Linked DNA regions of Mus musculus: all the other regions are linked to region 1. The links are chromatin loops, found by intact Hi-C in ENCODE. Cell type or tissue: left cerebral cortex. All regions are shown on one strand. Each heading gives the region's core, and the rest is flanking DNA. Links, peaks and the distances in the headings are about the cores only. Region 1 has its middle 78 kb from the start of Gm23648. Region 2 has its middle 30 kb from the start of Lsm8. Region 3 holds the start of Cttnbp2 (cortactin binding protein 2).

Region 1 (8,649 bases), core at 205-8,204:
AAATAACAACCTGTCTTGTAATAGAGAATGAGTCAAAAGCATACCAACATCATTGCCGTACTCTGACCTCACAGGGACACCGTTTTAAGAGATTGAGAGGTTTAGGCAATTCCTTAGTGGTCGTGTGAATTTATCTTCAGGTTTATTTATTTGGCCAGTGAGATGGCTCAGTGGGTAAAGGCGCTTGCTTATTAGCAAGCTCGATGTCCTGAATTCAACCTGCAAAGCCCACATGATGGGAAGAAAGAGCAAACTCTGGCAAGTTGTTCTCAGATCTCCAGGTGTGCATCATGTATGTTATGGAGCCAAAGATCAAAATAATCTTCACAACCGCCAAATCCTCCTAACGTTCCCAGGAAGCAGAATCTGACCTTCCTTCTGAAGACCAGTGTGACACACACGTAGCCACATGCTTTTCTCCGGGATGGGAGGAAGCTAAATGTCAGGGGCTGTTAGCCCTGGAAGGCAAGACTGCACAGCAGAGAAACAGTAAGGTGTTCCATTTCTAAAATTAAACATGCTGCCTGGGAAACTTCTGGAGAGAATCACTGTGTAGCATCTGCCACAGTAGCAAAGACACCTCCGTGTAGAAATAGGGTGCAAAACAATGGTTCTCAACCTGTGGGCCATGACCCCTTTTGGGGTCACATATCAGATATCCTGCATATAAGATGTTTACATCACAATCCATAACCGGAGCAAAATTACAGCTATGGAGCAGCAATGAAATAATTTTATGGTTGGGGATCATCACAACATGAAGAGCTATACTAATGGGAGAACTGTATTAGGAGGTTGAGAACCACTCATATAGAACAAAGGCCACTCCTGCCAGTCAGTGTCTCAGCAGCTTGAGTCATGATAGGGGGTTGTGTGGGGTTGAAGCAGATCTGACAAGTCTCAATGTCAACCAAGAGGAAGTAAAGACGAAAGAGTACATAATTATCTACTTGGTTAACTGCAAGTCAGACTAGAGAGCCCATTCTGGGAGTTTCTAACTTAGAAAGAAAGGGTCGTTGTCAATTCTGAGAAGATAATGCCTTTTGCCACCTAATGCAGCATACTCCACTTCTAGGGAACACAGGGTTAAATCAGGGAACGTTTCACCATAAAGCAACATCTAAGCAAAGATGGCAGAATGAGAGTGCCTCTCAGTGTCTGTCCCTGGAGCCATCTGAGTTGCTTAAGTAAACATCCCAAGATCAAGGAATTGTCAGTGTGAGCCTCCAGCTTTGTCCAGAGCTTTTCGCTTCCCACAGGCACAGGGCTCTGTTGCCACCTACCATTTCCTGTTCTTGTTAATCCTCTGGCCAGCGATCACTCCTTGCTTAACTCGGTTTAGGCTGAAAGTCTCATCTCATCTTAGAACCTCCCACACAGAAAGAAAGGATAATCCTAACAGTGACAGTCCAGGGTCCTCGACTCAGGGGAATCTCTGTTGGCCGTGGGCCTTTCCTCCTTCCTGGCCGGAGGGCCTGAGACTATAGCAGCGTCTGCTGAACACCCTCGTGACTGTGCCTGGGCAACATCACACTCAGCCAGATCATTTGAAAGTGTGAAGAACTACTTTCGTATAGTGTCAGGCTGACAAGTCAGCATATTGCAAGCTCTTGCTTGATACTACTAGATGCGAACAGTTTATTTTTACCTCTTTGTGCTTTTCTGCCCTTGAGCGATCATTGCTTGGTGCAAGGAAAGCAGACATTCTGCTTCACACATTCTCCATGGAGTCAGGCTGAGGTGACGATAATACTTCTCCAGGAGGCTAACATGGAGGCTCTAGGTCTCTGGACCTCGGGCCCTAAAGTCCCCTGAGACAGATTCTTGCCTAGAAACTCAACCTAAGTGAACAGTGTATGAAGCCATTCCTAATGCCTGTTTTAGCTCATGAACTCATTAGCACTCTCTCCTTCCACCTGCAAAGGTCTCCTTTCCCCATCCCCCATCCCTTCTCCTAACCCCCCCCCCACCCCACCCACTGCAGTCTGATTCACTTTTAGCCTCATATTTTCTCTCCTGCCCCCATTTTTATTTTGTACCCCATGGAAGTAAATATACCCACAACATACATGGGTTGGATAGGTAGGCTAACTGTCACAAACCTGGCTGAGACACCATGAAACAGCAAGTTCTTGGATGCTCGTAGAAAACCTTTGTATCATTTGACCCCTGCTTTTGATTCCGTCCTCCCAAAGGTCACTTAGCATAAGTGTAGACATTCCAAAGGGCTAGACACTTGTTAAGAACAATTCAACTTGTTTGCCACTTGAGGAACTCTAGAGGAACGGTCCATTATTGAGAAAGATAAAGTGAGTTTTTGGGGGATACCTGGGGGGAGAAGGTGGGAAGGATGATCTTGGATAGTTGAGTAATATGGGATCTTCAAGAATGGTTCAGATTCCTCTCACTACTCGGTGAGTAGAGGTTAGAAGTTTCTTTAGGAGGTACATAGATAGATAAATAGATGGATAATTGATGGCCAACTGATAAGGAAAATAACTGAGAAGGTGTGTGAGACACCATCTCAAGCCCCTATCATAAACTTGGCCAGGCTACTCACCTTAGCATGGTTACATATCAAAAATATGGCTGCTATGGGCTAAATGCTTATGGCTTCAAAACACTTATGTATTGAGTTGTTCTAGAGCTTTTCCTCCCCAGTGTGGTGGTGCTTGGAGCAAAAAGTTAGGAAGAGAATTAAGTCATGGAGGAAAAGATCATAATATATTTAACTGCATTATAAAACAAGATATAGAAGCCTCTCTCCCTATCCTGTATCCTACCATATAAGGGAATATTTAGAAGTAAAGCATCTAACTAGGAAGAATCCTATCATGCTGGCTCCCTAACCCCTGGAACAGAGCTCATCACCTTTCCTAATGCTGTGACCTTTTAATACAATTTCTCATGTTGTGGTACCCTCAACCATAAAATTATTTTTCATTCATAACTGTAATTTTGCTACTGTTCTGATTCATGATGGAAGTATTTGATATATAGGATATTTGATATGTGACCCCTGTGAAAGGGTTATCTGACCCTCAAAGTGGTCACAGCTGACAGGTTGAGAACCCCTGCTATAGACTATGTCCACTGTTTGGGTCACCCATTCTGCACATTTTCTGTAATAACATACCACACTGCTAAAGACTACAAGAGCTTTTTGGATGGATGGAACACTTATCAGCTGTGTGATATTTACTTTTCATTGAGTTAGATATTAGTTAACTCAGGGACAAGCTTAAATCTAAACACCCTACTATGTTATCTTATACACGAGGTATTAGGAGATAAGGTTAAAGTTTATTGCTGGCCTAAGTCTGGGTCTCATGTATGTTAGAACAGATGACAGGTCAGGACTCTATCACCCACTGACCTTCACAGGATGATGCTGAAGATGGATGCCAGATGGATTCGGAATCTCCAACTGTCTCCCGTGTATATCAGAAAAGAGTTTCAGAGGGTGTAGAGCTTATATCAGACAGACAAAGTTTACCTTTCACTCTTCAGTAACATTCTTTTTTTTTTCTTTGTAAGAAAATTTTTTTTCTTTCTTTTGCCTACAATTCTTGCCTACATTCTTTTGCCTACAATTATATCCATATCCATGGTTAATTTCAGGAGAGGATAGGAAATAATATCTTGTTAAGAACGCTATTACTCTTACAAAATGGCCGTCTATATAAAAGATGGAATGGTTGTTGAGTACACAATAGATGTTTGGTAAAGTATATCAGATATATGTATGCCATTCTTGTAAAAACCCTATGTAGGGCTAATTATAGTTAAAGGCAACAATTCCTCTCTAGATAGCTGTTATAGAGCTGTTACTTATTAAGATGGTAGATGTATCTCAAACATCTCCTGCAGGGCCAAGAAAGAGCAAGCTTGTATGCTTCCAGCCATGAAAACAAATAGAAAAAATTCTCATCAGTCTCATAATTTTTATTTCAAAGTGGTGGTGTTTGTAGCCCACCCCAATATACACATTCACACTCATCATCTAACAAACCAGACACTACACATCAGGAACCCACAGGTTTGCCACAGAGGATACAGGGCCTCCCTCCCTGTGTGTATGAAGATATATTCCTTCCTCATGATGCCCATCCCCACATCCCAGCTTCTCCCAACAAGTGCAGTTGGGAGACTGAAATGCAGTCCTAAGCTGCCATCCTCTGTAGCATGAGGGTGGATGCTGAGCCTATCTACTGTGTCTACCAACATGCCTTCCACGTACAGAGGAGGACCCAGCATTCTATGGCATTGTGTTTTATCAGGAATGCCGAATCATTTCCAGCGCCTTAGAGATTTAATTACAAAACATGGATTGGGTGGCCATCTGGCTCTCAGAAAGAATGGCTTCCTCTGAAAGAAACAGAATGACACAGCCCTTCCAATTCTGGTTTAGTTTTCTATTTTATTCTTCTGTGTTACATGCTACATTTTCATAAAGATAGCAGATGAGAATCCTATATTCATTAAGGAGAAAAAAGGGTTCTTCATCTGCTCGTGTTTTAAATAAGGGAAATATATAGTATTACTGCTATCCTTTGAAGACCTTTTGAAGATTTTAATTAGCACCGAATGTGTTATTCCATCTGCTTAAGTGAGCAGGCCACATGGTCACAAGGCCTCTCTTCTCATCTGGTGAACCAGTCCATTGGGTTTCCTTGATTGGAAATAATAAAATAAAGAATTTCAATTTAAAAGACCCTACAAGTTACCCCACAGCAATGGGTTATTTTAAATATTTTTAAAATAGAAAACTGTAAATGCACATTTGTATAAATGTGTACATATGGTTCTATGTGTGTACATATGTGTGTGTGTGTGTGTGTGTGTGTGTGTGTGTGTGTGTGTGTGTATGGAGGGAGGAGGGAGAGTAGAAAGAAATCTATAAAAAGATACATACATATACAAAGAGAGAGAGGGGGAAACAGACAGACAGACAGACAGACAGACAAATATTCAATAAAAGCCATTCAATTCATGTTTGAGTTCAGGCCACTTCCCTCTAGTGATTCATGATGATATATCTTTTTAAATATTTTTGTAACATAATACATTTCATAGAACACTTTCATTTCTATAATCCACCCTATTTTGTGATGCTAAATGGCTAGATAGTATTTCCTGCATTGAGCAGAGAAAATGAAGGCCCAGCAACTCAATGATCTTCCCTAACCCCACAAGTCCACCAGAGACTCACTTGAGCCATGTAACCTAGACTTTCAGATTTATGTCCTGGAACTTGTCCATCAGAGAAAGCTTAATCAACAAAGAAAGAATCTTTCTGTCAAGAGCAAGGTTATTTTACATCAACTGGACTTGACTTAGATTGAATAAGAAATAAGAAATATAATCTGTGATAGAAAATGATTTTAATAGTTTGAAAGCATGCAGCAAGTGGTTAGTTATGGCCATAGGCAAAGTGAGCATCAGCAAAGGTGCAGCTGGATCCTCCTGTCAGTGACCTTCTGGCTCAGAGATAGGGACCAAATTCAACTGTCTGTAAGGAGCCCAGATTTTCTCACTCACAAATAGAGAAATGTATCAAACTTATCCATGTGGAGATGGGGTGGGGGGAGGTGTGGGATGTGGAGCAGTCAGAGGGTGGATGAGTGTTTGGGAATGGAATATGGGGTATAAAAAATAAATTAATTTTTTTATTATTATTTTTTATTAGGTATTTTCCTGGTTTACATTTTCAATGCTATCCCAAAGGTCCCCCATACCCACCCACCCCAATCCCCTACCCACCCACTCCCCCTTTTGGCCCTGGCATTCCCCTGTACTGGGGCATATAAAGTTTGCAAGTCCAATGGGCCTCTCTTTGCAGTGATGGCCGACTAGGCCATCTTTTGATACATATGCAGCTAAAGACAAGAGCTCTCGGGTACTGGTTAGTTCATATTGTTGTTCCACCTATAGGGTTGCAGTTCCCTTTAGCTCCTTGAGTAATTTCTCTAGCTCCTCCATTGGGGGACTTGTGACCCATCCAATAGCTGACTGTGATCATCCACTTCTGTGTTTGCTAGGCCCCGGCATAGTCTCACAAGAGAGAGCTATATCTGGGTCCTTTCAGCAAAATCTTGCTAGTGTATGCAATGGTGTCAGCATTTGGAAGCTGATTATGGGATGGATCCCTGCATATGGCAATCACTAGATGGAAAATAGATGGAAAAAAAAAGACAACAACAAACTAAATCGAAGACAGTACTACAGTGACCTTTTCCACCTTTTCCCATGTGACAATGAAACAATCAAAGAGCTATCATGGAAACAAGGATAAAGCCACTACCAGTCACCTAACCCACTGTCATTCTGCTTCTTAGCCTCCAGAACAGAGAAAAGCAAATTTGTTGGTTATGAATTACTCACAGTACAAATAGGCAGAGATGGTCTATTATGTTATCAATATAACATGTTTGTGGAAGTCATATAGGACCTCCATTATGCTAGGAAATGAAGGCTTGTTGAAGTAAACACTTAGTCAGGCTTATTGACATTTGCCTGTCATCCCAACCCCTGAGAAGGAGAAGCAAGAAGATTGGGAGTTCAATGTCAACCTCAGCTATATAGCAAGTTGAAGGCTAGTCTAGGCTACAGGAAATGCACTAAAAAGGAAATTTCTCAATAAACAAAAACATCTTCACTTAGGTATTTCAAGAGCGAGGTCAAGCAATGGCTCCAAGTTGTTCTGACCTTCTCTACACAGGGAAATAGAGTCCTTTCTCTTCTTGTTTTCCCATTTGTCTTATTGCTCTAGCTAAGACCTCAGACACCATATTTAATAAGGATTTTTAAAATATAAACCCTTATCATAGTCCCAATTTTAGAAAAAAAATGCTTTGGGAATTCTCATCCACCTAGTAGGATGTTGGCTATGGATTGAGTCGTCACATATAGCTTTTAAAAATTAAGCATTTCATTTATTATCATGGGGGTGGCATGTACACATACATGGAGTCCATTCTCTTCTTTTGCCATTATGGGAGCTTCAAGAATTAACCTCAAGTCAGGCTTGCATCATGGGTCAGCAAACACCTTATCACTAAGCCTACGTAGCAGCCCTGGGTCATATAGGACCTTTGTTATACTTCCATATCCATGTAGGCCTCGTTTCTTTAGGGATTATATCATAAAATCATGTTGAACTTTACAAAGGCCTTTTCTCATCTCTTGACAGGATCCTAGGATCTCTGTCCCAGAATCTATTGAAGTACTATGTTACATTTATTGACTTGTGTACACTTATTGACTTGTGTACACTGAAACAATCTTGTATCCCTGAGATGGAAGATACCTGATCGTGGACTGATACCTGGTGACTTTGCTGTTGAATCTGTTTGGACAGGATTTTACTGAGAATTTCTATACTTTTAAATTTTAAATTTATAAAGGAAATTTGTTCACAGTTTATTTTCTCATTCTTTTTTAGTTGTTACTATGTCCTGACCTGGCTTGATTATCAGGTCAATGCTAGTTCATTAAACTGTTTTTGGAAGAGATAATATATATATTAAATTATATATATAACATAATTATTATATATTATATATATTTCAAAAGAAAATCAATCCCGGGCTATTCTTTGTTGGTATACTATTAACTACTTCAATATCTGTTCACGGTATTAATATCTGCTATATTTAATTTTGGTTGGATTTTACAGTTTCTTCTTTAATTTCCAACATTTTAGAAGGAAAGTATTCAAAATAATTTTAATCTTCTGGCTTTTATTGTATTTTGCTGTGATACCCCCAATCCCATTACTAATTTTATTGAATTTTAGACTTAGACTTCTCCATTTGCTTGGCTCAGAGTTTGTTGATCTTCTTTTACTTATTTTTGTTGAATCAACTCATTGTTTCACCAAATTGATGAACTGCTCATTCAGTCTCCAGCTCTTTTATTTCTACCCCATCCTAATGATTTCTTTCTCTCTGCTTAATTTAAATTTGGTTTGTTCTTATTTCATCAAGACTGTGAGATATATCATTGTGATTATTCATTTAATGTTCCTCTGATATTTTAATGTAAACTCTCATAGCTATATTTTTTTAAAGTTAAAGTTAAGGTTTTTAATACAATATGTCCTGATTACAATTTTTCCTTCCCTACTCCTATGGGTTCCTCCCCACCTCCCCTCCCATTTGACCCATACCCTTTCTCTCCTTATAAAACAACCAGACATCTAAAGAATAATAATAAAATAAAATATAAAATGGAAAAACAACCAAACAAGAGAAAAAAAAAAAAAACAAAACACAAGAAATGTATACAGAAACAGACGCACACATGTTCACACACTCAGAAATCCCATGAAAAAACAAAACCAGAAGCCATAATAAAATGCAAAGGATCTCTAAGGTAGAAAAAAAAAAGTCTACTGACTTCATATTATGAGATAACAAACTTCCAAAGATGCCGTTGAGTTTATTTTTGTGTTGGCTACCTACTGTTGCGCATGTGTCCCTACCCTTAGTAGTTCCACCAGTGAGATTCCCTTGAAAACTAATTTTTTATTTGCAAGTGGCTATCACTTGGGGATTACTTCTGGGTTAAGGTTGGGGTACATGTGTCCACTTCTCCTTTTAGCTCTAAGAGCCCATCTGCTGCAGAGCCTTGCAGGTCCCTTACATG
Region 2 (8,649 bases), core at 250-8,249, 170 kb before region 1:
AGCCTCCATGCCCCAGTAATGGAATGTCCTAGAGACAAGTAAAATAAAGGTCACCTACCCTAGAATTCCCTAATTTGCTTTTAATCAGGCCTACAAGCTCATGTGATTGTCTCTCTATCTTGGTAACGGGAGTGACCCCAGCATGCTGGACTTCTGCAGAATCAAACACTCTTTGCATTTACATACTATTTGAGACTAGGGTATCATTCTTCAGCAAATCATGGACCCTTAGACTATCTCATTCTCTGATTTGCTTGCAAATGAAGGTGGATCCACTGAAGCCTGTACTTGCAGTTTTATATACAGTTCGCATAAAGTTCTATGCTTCTGAGTAAGGCTATGCTCTTTGTTTTGTTTGTTATTATATTCACTTGTTTGTTAGGTTGTATGTATGTGTGTTTGTGTGTGTGTGTTTGTCATTTTGCTTGGCTTATAAATCTAGGAATTTTAAAGTGTAGAGTTTTTTTGACTAAATGTCTGTTCTATTAGTTCTTGTCCTAACTCCCATTACTGACGGCCAAGTAAGGAAATACATTTGTGTAAAAAGCAGTTAAAAATACACAGGTAAATGATGGATTCACCATAAAAATATCTCAGAGATGTATAAATTACTGGCGCCAGCTGTGCTTTAAACCTATTTCTTTCCTTTGTTATTTTGTTTGTTGCAGATGTTTCCTATAGACATGTTATTGTACACTGTGTAGAATTATCCTTGTGTTATTCAAATGCCGATTTCTCTGCATCTATATCTAGATATATCTATATCTGTGACCTATATCTAGTCACAGTCTGGGGGCATTGCAGTGATTATTCACAGTACTCCTGTTTCAAGTTTGTATAAACATTGCTCCTCATTTATGTTCTGACTTTCCAACAGAAGCTTTTCAGTCAGTGTCTGGGCAGATGACAGAATAGGACAGGACTTCTGACAGGCAGTGGAAGGAAAAGAGTGAGGAGGAGGAAGAGAAGGAAGAGGTATTCGCCATGAGGAAGGGGTCCTGGAGACACCATGGGAGAACATAGCTGAAGACCAGTGAGCCAGAAAGTTGGGTGGAATGGAAGACGTGATGCCAAAAGCAGACTTTAGTGAAAGTTACAGACGTGGATAGAGGTTAGCAGACAAGAGTAGAATGAATCAAGCTGTGGTGGTCCACGTGGCATAAACATCATCAGAACAGTAATTATTTTTTTTTCAGAAGAGAAAATGATAATTTGGAAGTAGCATTAAAATAGAGCAAGACACGCCCTTAACCTCAGTTCTTACACTGATATCCTTTCAAGGACAGATAGGTCTCAGTAAGGCAAGAAGGTAAGTGTGATATTTGAAGGAAAAGATGCTGAAATAACTGACTGAATACAGGATACTAAATGGGTTTGCGTGGGAAAAGGGGGGTGTAGTATAAGGGTCTGAAAGCCGCTGAAGGAAGACTCCAGACTCAGATAGTATGCACAGAGAAAGAGTGCTTATTCTGTAGAAACAACCAGCATCTAGAGGCCAACCATTCTTTGAAATGGTAACCCCAGACAAAGGCATGTGGGCCTTTTTATAGGGAACCAGGAGAACCCTCAGAAAGATTAGGTAATCTAAAATTTCACTGGTAAGTGCTAGGGAGTCACAGGCGGTCAGTGGTCTGCATTCCTATTTCATGAATGTTTAACCATACGATGAAATGGGATTGTCCAGCACAGATTGCCATTTTGAGATAAGTTTTTTTCATAGTTATCCCCAGGCTATACTTTGGGAAGGAGTTTTATGATTGCTTTCTGGATTTTATGGTCTTTCCCTGGAGCTGGTGTCTTATGGCCTAGTTTCTAGGACTTATGGTCTGTCCCTGGAGCTGGTGCCTTACAGACTTTCTTTGAAATCAGTTCTGGTCCTTAAATGGAGACAAATGGGGTTTTATGTTGTCCTCTCAGTAGGAAACATGACAATGCATGGATTCAAAGTGACTTGGTGAAGTTGGAACTCCTAATGCTTACGGAAGTGTCCAGGGACATAAAGCACCATGAGCTTGGCTCTCACATCTCTTGTGCTTGGGTGGTATATGCACTCTCAGGTGTGAAGCTACAGAGCAGCCTCAAGGCTGATCCTCTGAGAGTTACTCTTTCAGCAGATGTGAGTTCTGGAACCATCTATAACCACTAGTTTCATTTATCTTGGATTTTTTTGCCAAGTTTTTCCAAAATCTCAATTTCTGCATGTATGTAAGTAGGACCTGATTTAAATAATCTCTTTTGCTTTCTTCAGATGTCTTAAATAGCAGAGAGGAAAAGAAAAATGGGGTCATTCCTGTCATCAGGAAAGTGTGAAGTATCAGAAACAAGTAAGCCTCTTTCACATAACCGATGCATCCAGAGCTAATATTAGGAAGATCGATGTGTGAGTTCATACATCTGTTATATTTGGCATCAAAGTATATTAATACCCTCCAAAAACCACAGACAAGTGACAGAACAATGCACCATGTTTTAGAGACACTTGGTTATGCCTTCCTGCTAAGGCAAAATACATTTTGTAACTCATAAATATGGATTAGTAACAGATTTATGATGTATCAAATCCTAACTCCTGAAGTTAAAATTAAAATGTACTCTTACTTCTCAGCTCCCTGTCATTCATTTCCCCTATCCTGCGCGTGATAGTCACTGCATTATTATTAATTTTTATATTAGTATTTTAGCATTGTAAGTAATAAATGAGTCACTTGAGCATATATAATTCCAAGTGATGAAAACATTGAGTTTTCGTTACTGAGTTTCATTTAATCAACAATGAAAGTGAAAGTGCTTCCTCACAGCTTATATTTTTGTTATTACAGCATTTCTATTAACCTACTTAGTTGAACTGATGGATTAATTCAGTCATTGCTACAAGCACACTAATCGATCAAAACTGATAATTTCACTCCAAACAGTCAATCAACTTTGGTCCAGTCAATTTTTTATGCTACATGAACAATGTATCTTCCTATTTCACAGAGTTCTATATCTTGGAAGGACTTTATTGAAGATGAGGGAAAAGCAACAATGCTTGATCTTAATGAGCAAAGACACTGCTTGGAATAAAGATGCATATGTCACATACTGAGAACACATTGGAATGACGAACGTCTTATCTATAGGCATTCATTTCAATCAGCTTAGCGAAACATTAAAAGTTTGAACATTCTCATTGTTGTAAAATGTTTTCTATGTATGGCTTAGAATCTCCTTACCTAATGAAGCTGAATATACTTTTACACTTCAGTTCTTTGATAAACAAGTCAGTATTCGCACCTTTCATCCGAGGTATTGTAGTTAAATCTGGGTAATTGGCCACTAGGTGGCAGGGCTGTGATGTGAATAGAGGCCACAGTTAAAAGCCAATTTCAGAAATTCCTCCAGGAAGAGTTTTAAAGCCACACACTGAGCACGTAGTATGTATTTTTTCCCACATGCTGAAGTTCCAAAGAGGACTATTTCATGGTCTCTGTCACCAATGATAAGACACTGTAATAGAATGTAATAGCCACCACAGGTCACTTCTTCATTTTAAAGCATACTGACAGAGTTTTGATTATCTGAAACTATGCTGGTGATGCTAAGAGGCTCTCAGAAGAGTTTGTCCTTTTCCTTAAACATATTATAAAACAGAGGCTATAATCCCGCGGTAGAGCCTGTTAGAATGTGTGGGACCTTAAGTTCAATCTTTTGCACCCACAAGCAGCAGAATTTTAGTATTACAGATGAAGTGAGAATCTGAAATGTAAAGCATTAAAATACAACTAACACAAAGTCTTGTCTAATGTTATTCCCAATCTATAGTTTCTCAAATATGAACAACTTTACCTCCAAAAGTACACTTGGCAAGTACATTTATCTTTATCAGAGCTGGATGAAAAGTGCTATTAGAGTCTGTAGGTAGAAGTCTGAAATGCTGCAAAATAGCCTAGAATACATGGGCTGGAGAATATTACTAAAAGGTCAGCATTTGGAACAAGTTAGGACTGGACTGTGATAGATAAAGCTTCTATCTCAAGATTTCAAGGTAAGACCTGTTGTTTGAAAGGAGACAGACAGAAAAGATGCTTTGGATGAAGGTTTGGGGCAAGCTTACACAACACTTGAATATATGTGACAGTTGGGATGAGAACGAGAAAAACTTGATTTAGCCTTAACAAAGGCAAGAAAGCTGGGCATGGTAGTAAACACCTGTAATCACAGCAGTTGAAAGCTTGATGCAGGAGGATTGAGAGTTTGGAGCAGCCTAGATCACATAAAGAACCCTCTACCACCCAAGACACACACACAGAGAGAGAGAGAGAGAGAGAGAGAGAGAGAGAGAGAGAGAGAGAGAGAGAGAGAGGGAGGGAGAGAGAGAGAGAGAGAGAGAGAGAGAGAGAGAGAGAGAGAGAGAGAGAGAGAGAGAAGTGGAGGTTGCAATAAGTAGGGCACCATTGTATAGCACACAGAGATGAGGTTGGGTTCATCTTTCACATTTATTGGGCTTGCAATTTGGTTTACCTTCTATTTTCATTCCTTTAAAGTGGGGAAACAGAGCTGGAGAGGCAGTTCAGCAGGTTAAGAGCACAGGCTGCTCTTCTGGGTGTCCTAACTACTTCTCTGTTGCTGTGAAGAGACACCAAGGCCAAGGCAGCTTATAAAAGAAAATGTTTGCTGGAGCTCATGATTCCAGCAGGCTCCAGTTTATGCCCACCATGGTGTGGAGCATGGCAGCAGGCAGGCAGGTAGGTATGGCACTGGCACATTAGCTGAGAGCTTACCTCCTAATCCACAAGCATCAGATGGACAGACAGACAGAGCACTACCTGAGAATGCCCACCACCAGCACCACTCCTCCAATTCTTCCCAAACAGTTCCAGCAACTGATGATGATTATTCCAATTATTCAAACATAACAGTCTCATTAAAGCAATCTCTACTCCCCACGCCCTGTTCACCCACTCATGGAAAAATCAGCTATCTCTTTCTTAGCATACAGGAAGAGATACCATTGTCATTAAAACCACAACATCAGAGGACTCACGTTTGGTTGCTGGCTCCCACACTGGGTGACTCTCAACCTCCTTTAACTCCAGCTCTAGGGATTCCAATGCTTTCTTATGGCCTCAAAGGACACCGCACTTAGATGGCATATACAGACACACACATATAGGAAAGAGAAAAATTTGAAAATTAAACTTTTAAAAGAGAAATTGTTGAAAAGATTCAGTATATATTAAATGTCCCAAACATAAATGTGTCAATAATGATACTTAACATCGTTAAGATATTGTGAGGATGCTAATTATATCACTATCCATGGTTGTCATTATGTTTACTTGGAAAATTGCAGTCAGGGCACAATAGTACTGTGTAATGATGAAAATGAACAACCAAGAGAAGAGGGAATAACACACAACAAAACTTTTGCAGGAGTTATGGAAAGCCAAGTCAGATTCATCAACATCTCCACCTTCCTGTATACTAGGAAAGAGATAGCTGATTTTTCCATGAGTGGGTGAATAGGGTGTGGGGAGTAGAGATTGCTTCTGTGATTAGTCAGATACAACCTAGTTAAATCAACTCCCTGCTGGTCCTGCACCCACACAGCTGAAGAGAATTCGGCTCAAAGTGATGACAATGATGACTGCTGTCTGCTGTCTCCTGCCCTGATGACCATTTTGTCCTTCTGTAGTTACTCAGGTGTAATGATGCTGATACCCTTCATCCGAAGGGTCTGACCTGATTGGCTCCATACTTTCTTAACTACCTGCTTTCTAATCCGTACCTCCTTCAGCCATAAATCACTCTTAGAGCAAGTTGTCTTCTTTGCCTGTTCCTTGACAAAACAAAAGTATTTAGAGGAGAACTTCAGCACACTAACTGCTATTATTTCTCTCGTGTTTTTTTTTTTTCTTTTTAAGTTTTACTCCTTTTGCTTCATCCTGCTTCAGCTCTTTGAAGTAAAACCTCTCAAAAGAATTCCCTGTACTAATTGTCTTACTTTCTCCACTACCTTTTCAATGGATTTGGCATTTTATAGCCACTGTTCCACAGATCACTCTTACTAAGACCATCAGATCATCGATGCAATCTGTTTTTAATCCAGTAGTAAGCTTTCAAGTCTCACTAGTGGACTATCAGTGGCATTTGACGTAGTCAATGACATTTTTTTCTCTAAAATTTTCCACGTGGATGCCACACTTTTCCCTTCCCCTCCTCTCCCTCCCCCTTGGCTGCTCCTTCTTAACCTCATTTGCTTTGCCCTCCAAAACTGTCCTTTCTATTTATATTGTCCCTGAGTGATATATCCAATTTCATAATTTTAAACACCATATGTTTATGTCTACTAAGTTTATATGTTCAGCTTGATTCCAGAGTAGTGGAAAAATACTCCTCATTGTCTTGAGCTAAATATTTATAGCTATCTCAAAATTAATATGTGTAACAGATAATGAATTTCTTCAGATTTCCTTACCTCTACTAATTGATGTGCCACTCTTATGGTTGACCATGCCCAAATTGTGTAATAATGCTTAAGACTTGTGTCAGAGAAACATCCTGCTTGGAGCACTACTCTTCTCAGAACTGGATTTGGTCTGCAAAAAGAGGGCCATGTATTGAGACTGAGGTATGATTGAAGATCTGTTGGGGACAGAGGTTGGCAAGCCAGCTTCAAAACTCACATAGGTGAAGCTCTCTCAAAAGTATCTTGAATTGATAGAACTGCTCCTAGAACACATTAGTAGCGATGGAAATAAGGCTTATATAGACCTGCTGTAAGATCAAAGGGTAGCATTTATAATTAGATGGCACTGGTACACAAGATTCTGAGTAGTGCTGCATGTGGGCTCAGCTATGGTACATCCCAACTTCCTCCGAAGACTAGAGCTGACACTCAGGGCCTTCTTGGCAAAGTTGAGTATGACTGACAACACTCCATTGAGCCACTGGGATTGCTCCCTGGTTTTACCCTTGATGGTCGGAGACTTTATGTGGTCTTCTCTTGGGTGAAAGCTGGCAAGCTTTGATGTTGCATAGACAGATGAGTATTCCAGCTATTTCCCACACAAGTTGATATAATTCTCACGCTTGAGCAAAGAGAGGCAGGGGCTAAGACAAAGCTCCTTTCATAAACTGTTGTGGAGTAAAGTCTGTCATGCTAGCTGCAATGACTCAACTGAGTGAGGCTCTGTCTGTGCCCTGTCACAAGCAATGCAAACAGGAAACACAGCTGAAAGAGCTAGAGATGCATTACCAAGGAACTCTCAGGTCCTCTGCTGAGATCCACCTTCTAGAAAGACACATCTGCCTACTGAACCACCCTTAAGTAGTACCAGCATGTTTCCTGGGCCCTTTGCTATATAGTTTTGGTTGTAGGACTCAATGTCAAATGTAATTAGACTCCTGTTTTAGGGAAACAAAGTCTCCAGAGGTGAACTACAGTTGAACCATTCCATCAGTGAGTTTGCTACCTGGATATGACTAAGCTCTCAAAATAGACTTCTTCAATCTTGATCCCCACTAGAGTTTCAACTTTTTTTGGTATCTGTAATGAAGAGACTGATCTGTGGATAGATGTAATACTATTGTTGGGACAAGATAGAATTTACTATTCTGCCTCTTTACCGATCCCCCTGCCCCTTTCTGTTTCTCTCCTCTCATTCTCTCTCTTTAAAAATACATTTCACACATCCTCTTCAGTTAATCTTATTGTTTGGCTCTGCTTTGAATCCTATACCAAATCTGGCTAATCTGTCTATTTTCATTACTATTTTATTAGCTTTATGAAGTAAGTTCTTTTCTGCTGGCCTGGAATTTTGCCACCATCTCTTGGCTGACTTTCCTATATCTTTCTCTCTTTCATTTAGTCCATTTTTAAACATGGAAGCCAGAATAACTAGGCAGATCACATTAAGGCTCTGCTCAAACTCTCCAATCTCTTTATTCTTAATCAGAATAAACGTCCTATAATCAAAAGATCTTATACGACCTAGAACTCCTTCAAATCTCATACCTCATCAGTAACTACTGTGCTGGCTAGTTTTATTTCAACTTGACTCAAACTGATGCCACCAGAGAGAAGGAAACCTCAATTGAGAAATCTTATGCCTGCATATGATCTGGCTGTAGGCTACCCTGTAGGGCAATGGTTCTCAACCATCCTAATGCTGTGACCCTTTAATACAGTTCCTCATGTTGTGGTAGCCACTAACCATAAAATTATTACATTGCTATTTTGCTATGGTTAAGAGTCAGAATATAAATATCTAGTACACAGTCCCTGCGGATGTCATGACGGGTTGAGAACCATACTGCTGTGGGTCATTTTCTTAATTAGATATTGATTTGGAAGGTCCCAGTTATTGTGGCTGGGGCCACTATTGGGCTACAGGTCCTGGTTTCTATAAGAAAGCAGGATGAGTAAGGCATAGGAAGCAAGCCAGTAAGCAGCACTCCTCCATGGTCTCTGCATCAGCTCCTGGGTCCAAGTTCCTGCCTTGCTTGGGTTCCTGGCCTCACTGCTAAATAAGCCCATTCCTCCACAAGTTAGTTTTGGTCATTGTTTTTCATCATGGGGATAGGAACCCTAACTAGTACAAATTCCTACCCAAAGTGGCTATTGCTCTGACATAACCCTGTTGCTTTGGGGAGGATTGAAAAAGG
Region 3 (8,649 bases), core at 505-8,504, 140 kb after region 1:
TTTTGACAGTTAAAACATGTGCTCTACTTTGGTTTTTATGCCTGTAGGGTTTTTTTTTTCCATTTACATACATACACATAAGCAAGAGGGGGAAAAATACAGGAATTGACTCCTTTTTTTGACACGTATCTGTTTGGGTTTTATTTAGAATGAAACCAAGCTGTTTCTTTCCAATGATGCAGTTAAATTTTTAACGTTATTATAAAATATCTTCAAATAAATGAGGCATTTAAAAATTGAGCTGCAAGCCTAAGAACATATCTACTTCCGAGCAATAAGGGGTTTTAGATACCTCTCCTTAATTCCTAAATGAAATATATTATTTTTTTCCTCCTGCCTCTCCTTAGAAGTATGCCAGGTAATTTTTAGAGTAATAATTCAGCATCGGTATTAAGAAAACTAATGTACAAAAACAATTTTTTAAAAATAAAAACAAAATCAGGAAATATCCTTGCTTTTAATCTTAACTATTTACGATCAGTTCAAAATCTTTTACAGTCACGTGCTTTCCTTTCGCCTTAGAAGTCTAGATAGTCTCATATTGGGTAATTTCAAGAGAGCAGTTGACTAAATGAAAGCAAGTGGTGTGATGACCAAGACAGAGTACAAGCCACAGGCAGAGGAAATCAGCCAACAGTAAACAAAGGAAACTCTGTGCCTGGGTAACTTGCAGGTGGTTCCTAAGCTCTGACCCTTAACCTCGGGGCTCCAGGTGTGTTTCCTGGACTGCTCTTTCTAGGGGGAACTTTCTAGATTTTGTTGACCGATTCCTTTCAACGTCTTTGTAGAAAATATTTTCTTTGATTTCTGACAATATTCGGATCCAGTTCGGAAAATGAACAGTTAAGGTGTCAGGTCCTGTCAATGAGAGCAGGCTGGGATCTTGTTGTTTAGTCATTTTGTTTGTTTGTTTGTTTGCTTGCTTGCTTGCTTGTTTTCAAGGCTATACTCCATGTACTGAACATTCCAGTCACCCACCTTCCAGAATATCAAGCGTGGGATTGGATGGTGCGTTGATTTGGCTTCAGGGAGACAGAGTTTGAATGCCTCCATTTGATTATGTGCTTTCAATGAACAAAATTTAAAAAAAAAAAAAATGTTAGAGATCTGGAGATTTGGGGAGGTCTTTGCCATAAGGTCTCAATAAGGTGATAGATTTTCAGATTCTGGGACTTGGCAGGAAAGGATGAGAACAGAATTAGAGGCAGGAGAAGAGGAGATTAATTGCTTGGGCCTAACTCATTCATATAAACTCCAGCCATGCATTTCCATATGATCATTTTTGACAAAGGTCTGTGTGTGTATCCTTGTGTTCTCATCTGTACGAAAGAAACTCCTGTTCTCTCAAAAGTAGTAAGACATTACTGGATACCTGGTGGTTTTTCAGAACAGACCTCAGGCTTGGGGCGGGTGGTGGTGGGAGATTCCACCTTCTTTGAAAAGAAACCCGAGCAGATAGGTACCTGCGGAGGAAGGGCGCTAAAAACAGCTGGACAGGGACTTTTAGCTGTGAGTTCAGACTTTCAGTTGATGGTTTGAGAGAGAACTAGCATCGAAGATGCGATAAAACAAAGCCGGGTGTACAAACCAAGAGGATAGACGTGTCCAGGCGACAGGGGCTGGCAAATATTAAGGAAGGCACCTCATTGGAGCTAGTGGAAGTGAGGGACAGTTGCTCAATTTTAGATTTATTTCACATCCAGGAGTCTGGCCTCCAGATCGGCTTGTGCCCCACTGTCTAAGCAAAGATTTTGGCCAGCCCGTCGCCTCGAGGGAGGAAGCTTGCTTTCTTTTGCATCCCCCGGTGTTTGGTCCCCTCGACACCAGCGCGAGGCCGCGCATCTCTGGTGCTGGTTCTTGGTCCCGTGGGAGCGACTGGGCTAGCGGGTGGGCGGGGCGCCGCGTCTCCAGCGCGCACAGGGTTAAGCGGCAGGGGCGGCGCGGAGAGGCGGGAGGGGGCGGCCGAGCTCCCGGGCTGAGAGCGCGGCGGCCACAGCCAGCAGCGGGTTAAGTACCGCCCGCGCCGAGAGAGCTGAACCCCGCCGCCGCTCCGAGCTCGCATTCGGATCCGCTAGAGCAGGAAGATGGCGACGGACAGCGCGAGCTGCGAGCCCGACTTGTCCCGCACCCCGGGTGACACGGAGGGGGCCACGGCGGAGGCGGCGGTAACCGAGTTCCCTGGGCGCGGGGAACCGCGTAGACGCGGGCTGGGGTTGGTGCCAGGGTCCCCACTGGACACTCCCCTAGGGGTGCCCGGTCCTTTCCTGGGATGCCTTGTCTTTCTCTAGGGTGCTCCTTTAACTCCCCGAGGTCTCCCTTCCCAAGGGTTTCCCTTCCTTCTCCAGGATATCCCCTCTCTCCTGTTCCTCTTCCCTTGATTACCCATTCCTTCCCCGGGGTGTGCCCTTCGTGTGTCCCTTCCCCGTAGTGTCCCCAGGGCCAGAAGCGGGCTCAAGTGGGGAAACGCCAGCCCCCACCCCCGGGTACTAGGGGCCTGTCGGTCCTTCTGGACACCACACGCGTCCCTGGTGACCCCTTTGCTCACTCGCGGGGTATCTCAGTCTCCATTGTTCACCTCTCCGGGGTGCGGAGCGAACGCCAGTCTCGGGGTGCCTGACACCTCTCAGGGGACCTGGGGTAGCAGAGGCGGGAAGGTGAACCATCGCTAGGCAGGTGTGGGGATGCTCTTTGTGTGTGTGTGTGGGGGGGGGGGGGGCTCATGTGTCTTGGGGAGACTGGTGAGAGAGGCCCCGTAGCGCCTGCACTTTGGGTACTAGCTGACTGCCACTCGCTCAGTCATCTGTAGGGACCTTCTTCCCTAGCTAAAGCGGGATTGAACTGGGTTTTCTGAACCCGGTGTCAAAACATTGTTCCCTTTCCCTGGCGCCTTGACTTGCTTAGGCTCGTACCTGCTCCCTTCTTTGATACTCTAAATGTCTGCATGCACAGACATTCTCTTCTTACCCTGCTGTGGGGTCTTGACCCACAAAGCCAGGTTGGAAAATATTTGCAGGTTGAGGAAGCAGCTCTTGCTAAAGCTGCAAAGACCTGCAAAGAAAGACAGGTCTGGGAGCGCCTCCCACTCTTGGCCAAATCCAACAGCTCTTTTGGAGGAGTGGGACTGAGTGAGCTGAGTATCGCATGGACAACCCCTCAGTGTCTTCCACCTCCAGATCCAAATCCGGGTCTGGGCAGCAGAGGGCAGGAACAGATGTAAACAACCTGAGCTGTTGAATTTCCTCCCACCTCTGGCTTGGAACGAAAAAAAAAAAAAAAAAAAAAAGATGTGGAGGAAGGTACTTGGGTTGATAGCTGCAAAAGGCAGAACACGAGAGGAGGGGAGGGGAAGGGGCACCACTAATCCCCATCGTGAAAGTGGAAGAATCTGGGCTTGGGGAGCTTTTGGGGGAAATTGAGTTTTCCATTCTTTGCTAATAAGAACTTTAAAGATATTTCAAATGAAGCCTTTCCCTTGTGAGCTACTTTCTTTCGGTGACAAGGGAGAAAGGGTCTATTAAAACAAGTCCCTCTGGGAGTTGAAATTATGGACTGTCCTGTTCTCCATGAGGAGGAGGGGGGAAGTGGAGGTGTGGGAGAACTCTATTCTTCTCCCCCAGGAAGGTGGATAGTTTGTTTAATCTACTTAGAAAACACCCCTTTGTGCCCGCAAGATATTTCAAGCACAAGATAAACCAACTCCAGCATGTGCTTTGTGATGTGTGATGTATAGGACTATAAACAAAACTGCATTGTCAGGAAGACTTTTGTTCCAACAAGGTCAGTGTTCCCTGTCAAGTGGTTAGAAATGTCAGGAGCCTAACTCAAATGCGGATAAATTAGCAGCTGGATTTTTTGATTCTTATTAAGTCAAGAAAAAAAAAATCTGGAAAGAACCTTCTTCATGATTCCCAAGGGATCCTGTAGGCTTCCAGCCTGCAATAACAGTACTTACTGTTTTTGTAAAAGTAGCTGTTTACTTTAAGGAAAAATGTTACCTTTTATTCTGTAAAATTGGAATATATATATATATATATATATATTTTAACAAGAAGTTTGCACTTGAAAAAGGAGCTCTTAACATTAGCTACTTGAGTAAACTGGTCTTTATTTATTTATTCATTTATTTATTTCGAGGCAGGATCACATGTAGCTAAAGCCTACCATGAACTCCTCCTCGTAAAGTGCTAGAATGAGAGGCCCTAACCCCCCCCACCCCCCTCCTCCACCCCAATCGCCAGCCTTAGCTGTTTTGTTGTTGTTTGTTTGTTTTTGGTTAAAGAAAACGTACAGTAATTCTGTTTGTCATGATTGTTTTTCATCTAATGGTTAAAAATTAAATCTATATTTTGCTTTTTGCCAACAAAAAACTTTATATATATATATATATATATGTATATGTATATATATACATATATACATATACACACACACACACACACACACATACATTTGGCAGAATTAGGCTAGTGAAGCCTCAAAGCCATTGGCTATTTTTGAAAGTGCATGTTTTCAGAGGGTTTTTTTTTTCCTATTTAGATTGTTGCTTAGTAACTGGCTTAATTTATAGTTTGCAGTTTAATATAATTTCCAGTGGAATGTTTTAAATTTAGTTTGTTATCCTTGTGCTTCGTTGTTTAAATCCTGAAAGCACCCGGAGCTAACAGCTACATTATTCAATAGGATCGTATTAATAGTCTACGCTGTGATCCATGCTGGGAGCCTGGGTTATTTTCAGTACCTCAGCCAAATGCGATGACTTTTATAGGCCATATTGCTATTTCTGCTCAGAATGTAACTCTTTCTGGTAGGCAGTATGGAAAGCAGAGTCTGCTTTGTATTGTCACTGTGGAATTTGGGAGTAAGAAAAAAATGGAGATCCATTTAAAGCTGTATTTGGGGAGGCAACCAGTGCCCCCCCTCCCGGACTTCTGGATTAGCTGATATGCCAAGCTTAGGTGTAGATGTTGCCATGAGGGTGGCAATTACAAGGAATACCGTGGCATCGGGGTTTTTTTGGTTAAAAAACACATCAGTGTTAAACTTTTACATCTGGCACCTTGAAAATTTTGTTTTCTAGGTGGCAATATTGAACAAAAATGCAAAAAAAAGGGGCCTTCTTAGCTAGTTTTGTTTTTTTACTTTTCACAAAATGAAATCATAGTTTTATAGTAGCCGGAGAATGTTGAAAGTTTGATAGAATAATTTAAAAGGGGAATGACATGAACTCAGCACACGTCACTCATCAGTCACGAAGGTGGTAACATCGTGGGTGGGTAGCATCTTTACTGCCTTTGACCTGTCAAAGTATGGCTATGGTAAACTCTGCAGTGTACAGAGGAGTCAAAGACAGGCATAAAAAATGTGGACAGACGTTTTAGGACTGACAATAAGAGAGAGAGTTCCTACTGGAAGGATCTGGAAATGTTTTATGAAAGGCACTGGAGATAGCCCATGATGGAGGACATGTGTGCTGGGCCCTCAGAAAGATGATACGAATGGAGATGGCAGAAAATGTTGTGTAGCCATGACGTTTCTTGAGTTTCCTCTGCAGGCATCCCATGCAAAGGTTCGCAAAGAGGAGTAGAAAGCTGTCACCATTTCAGCTATAGGTTTTAGAACGCAGCTTAGGTTTTGCAAAGTTTGAAAGGTTAGGATGGAGGTATTTTTACATGTTACACTGTTGGTTTTTAAACAATGGCTTACATATTTCTGTTTGCATCTGTTCTGTCTATTTTTACAGCAATTGGTGCTGCTGTTAAATTTCTCATAGGAGTAATTTTGTGTTGAAAAGCGTTTGGCCATTTGTGGTTGAATCCATACGAAAGCTAAATTACCAGTTGGTTCTGTTCTTATGTGTTTCCCATAAGTTTATATGTTGACAAAACATTTTACAGCATTAGTGCTTCTTCAGCAAGAAAAGATAGCTGCTGTTGATCGTGTGGCCATCAATGCTGTAGCGGGGGTAGAGTAGAACCTTTCAGGAGAGTTGTATGAGTTGATTTCTTAAATAAGGCTCATTAGAAGCTCTCATAATTCTTGATGTTGATCAGCTAATTGGAAAATATACTCTGTATTACAAGATAATAATGAAGATGTTGGTCTGTGGTTTATAATAGTAAACGCTGCAGATGTTTCAGGCCTTAAGTCAATAGACAGACTGACTTTCTTCCTGCCTTTCTTCTTCAGTTATGAGCACTGGACATTATGGACAAGTGTTTTTTAACTGAGCTACATCTTCTGGCCTTTGAATTTCAGTTTTTAAACATCTGTTGCTTGCTGTAGGGTGGAGGGTTAGTGTACATGCCATGGCTTACGTGTGCAGGTCAGAGGACAGCTTGGTAGAGTCGGTTCTCTCCTTCCATCTCTGGACCATGGGGCTCATACTCATGTCGTCAGGTTTGGGAGGCAAGTGCCTCTCCCTCCTCAGCCATCTCACCAGCCCCATTTTCATGTCCGTTTTCATTCCCTTTTCTAAGCTGTTCTTCTTAATGACGTAACAATGCTTTCCAGAGTTCTGTTTTCAAAATTTGATTTTCAGTGCTTTTAGTTTTTTTGTTTTGTTTTGTTTTGTTTTGTTTTGTTTTGTTTTTTCGAGACAGGGTTTCTATGTGTAGCCCTGGCTGTCCTAGAACTCACTCTGTAGACCAGGCTGTCCTCAAACTCAGAAATCTACCTGCCTCTGCCTCCCAAGTGCTGGGATTAAAGGTGTGCGCCACCACTACCTGGCTAGTTTTCTTTTCAGTCTCTTGTCTTCCCTGTGATAACTGAGGCTGAGCATGGAATGGTCACATGTTGATGAACATAGTGCTCCCTTCCTGGACTTTTCTAACGTTAAAGTTAATGCCACATCACTCATTAGGATGGTGTCTTAGTTAAGGTTTTACTGCTGTGAACAGACACCATGACCAAGGCAAGTCTTATAAAAACAACAAAAACATTTACTTGGAGCTGGCTTACAGGTTCACAGATTCAGTCCATTATCATCAAGGTGGGAGCATGGCAGCATCCAGGCTGTCATGGCACAGGCAGAGCTGAGAGTTCTATGTCTTCATCCAAAGGCTGCTAGTGGAAGACTGACTTCCAGGCACCTGGGGTGAGAGTCTTAAGCCCACACCCACAGTGACACACCTACTCCAACCAGGTCACACCTATTCCAACAAGGCCACACCTCCAAATTGTGCCACTCCCTGGTCCAAGAATATACAAACCATCACAGGTGGAGAGGAGGGAATGGTTGATAGATGAGAGACAAATTCCTAAAGGTTTGAGCCCAGGAAAAGATTGGACAGAAATGAAGAGATTAGTCAAGGCTTTAGAGTAGTGGACAGGCACATGGGATGTGGGACTCGAATCCAGCTTCACACGTGCCTGGCAGAGATGGAGTCACTTCTCTGCCCAGGGCTCATAGATCTTGCCACCTCAGCTCATTGGGGAAAAGACTTAATTAGATTCCTCTCGACTAATTACCTACTGCAAGACTTATATTACATTTAAAAAGGCTTTGTCTTGGGCTAAAGTGATATTGTAGTCAATGAAGAGCTTGAAACTCACTTAAGAAAGCCCAGCATGGTAATGTGAATTCACTTTAGGGAGGTAGAGACGAAAGGGTTTCTTGGGCTTTGGCAGTCATGGCCAGCCAGGTTATCTGATTGGTGAGATTCAGAAAAATGCTGGAACCTGTCTGTACAAGCAAGGTGCCATCACCCATGGACCATATAAAAGAACACATTTATATTTATCTCCCCTCCCTCTCCCCCTCTCTCTCTCCCATCCCTCTCTCCTTTCCTCCTTCTTCCCCACTTTCTGTCCAGAAGTTACTGTCCAGAGTGTAATGGCTATGGTAGCATTAATGGTGAAGTACTGCCAAGATTTTAGTTGTATCTATTTATTTCTAAGTAACTTAGAAATGACTAAGTTACTACTAAAGACTACTAATGCTGTGTATAGCATGCTGTAGTTCATGTAGAAATAGTGATTTGACTCCAAGACTCTTCTCTTTTAGTAAATAACTAGGTTGGGGATCTATTTGAAGGCTATAGTGAATACAGTATTTATGGAGTGAGGACACAGTTATAATTGATTTTGTTCCAGCATTTCAATATTTCACCAAAAGGGCACCAAGATGATCCAAAGACCCAAGCTCTTCTTCAAATGGGCTTGGTCACTCCAAGACCATCATTTTTGCCTTCTAGGTCCTCATTTATCTGAAAATCATCCCGTTGGCACTTGACACCTGCACATAATCAAGATGCATTATGTGGCGTGTTACAAACTTCTCTGTGGCACTCGTGAGATGTTGAAGGCTTCTCGCTGAGGGGCTGATTCAAGCCTCCTGTTAGGCAGCATGGATATCTGAGATCTGATGGAAAAGTACTTGCTTTTTGTTCTTGTTTTGTTAGTTTTTCTGAAATGGGGGTTCTTTTTTTTTTTCCCTCTGGAGAGAAAATGGAAGAAGAGGAAATCTAAGAGGAGGAAAAGGCCTGTCAGAGCCACTTTTCTGTTTTCCCTTCAGCTTTCTTGTGGTTAAATTTAGCTATGCCCGTAGCCGGGTTCCCTTCCTGGCATTGTCTCATCACTGGTCCCTCCTCCCACACACAGTTGCTTGGCTAGTGTGAAAGTGTTCAGGCATTGCTGCCTGTCTAGAGGTAC

The links. A loop is a pair of places that touch in the nucleus more often than their neighbours do. Peaks named below come from ENCODE experiments on the same cell type or tissue, not always from the same donor. Only the 100,000 strongest peaks of a DNase experiment are listed, where the experiment ranks them.
Region 2: a loop joins it to region 1, with 2.4 times the contacts of the local background. A loop is called at or near these places in 2 of 42 quality-filtered maps.
Region 3: it touches region 1 in a loop (2.4-fold over the local background); 3 of 42 quality-filtered maps call a loop at or near these places.

The regions. Positions count from the first base shown.
Region 1 is chr6:18,645,036-18,653,684 of GRCm38, reverse strand. No RefSeq gene overlaps it. Among named protein-coding and RNA genes, the nearest start is that of Gm23648, 78 kb to the left of the region's middle. In left cerebral cortex, for the core only: no CTCF peak of the experiment used is centred there; DNase peaks (open chromatin) are centred at 505, 1,541 and 4,333; H3K27ac peaks cover 2,484 bases.
Region 2 is chr6:18,814,235-18,822,883 of GRCm38, reverse strand. No RefSeq gene overlaps it. Among named protein-coding and RNA genes, the nearest start is that of Lsm8, 30 kb to the left of the region's middle. In left cerebral cortex, for the core only: a CTCF peak has its summit at 3,319 (motif pointing right); DNase peaks (open chromatin) are centred at 3,327 and 5,578.
Region 3 is chr6:18,508,171-18,516,819 of GRCm38, reverse strand. Cttnbp2 (cortactin binding protein 2) reads left to right here and starts at 1,951. Exons shown (of 23, transcript NM_080285.2): 1 at 1,951-2,165. The coding sequence starts at 2,085. In left cerebral cortex, for the core only: no CTCF peak of the experiment used is centred there; DNase peaks (open chromatin) are centred at 1,942, 3,086, 3,609 and 4,750; H3K4me3 peaks cover 4,281 bases; H3K27ac peaks cover 4,999 bases.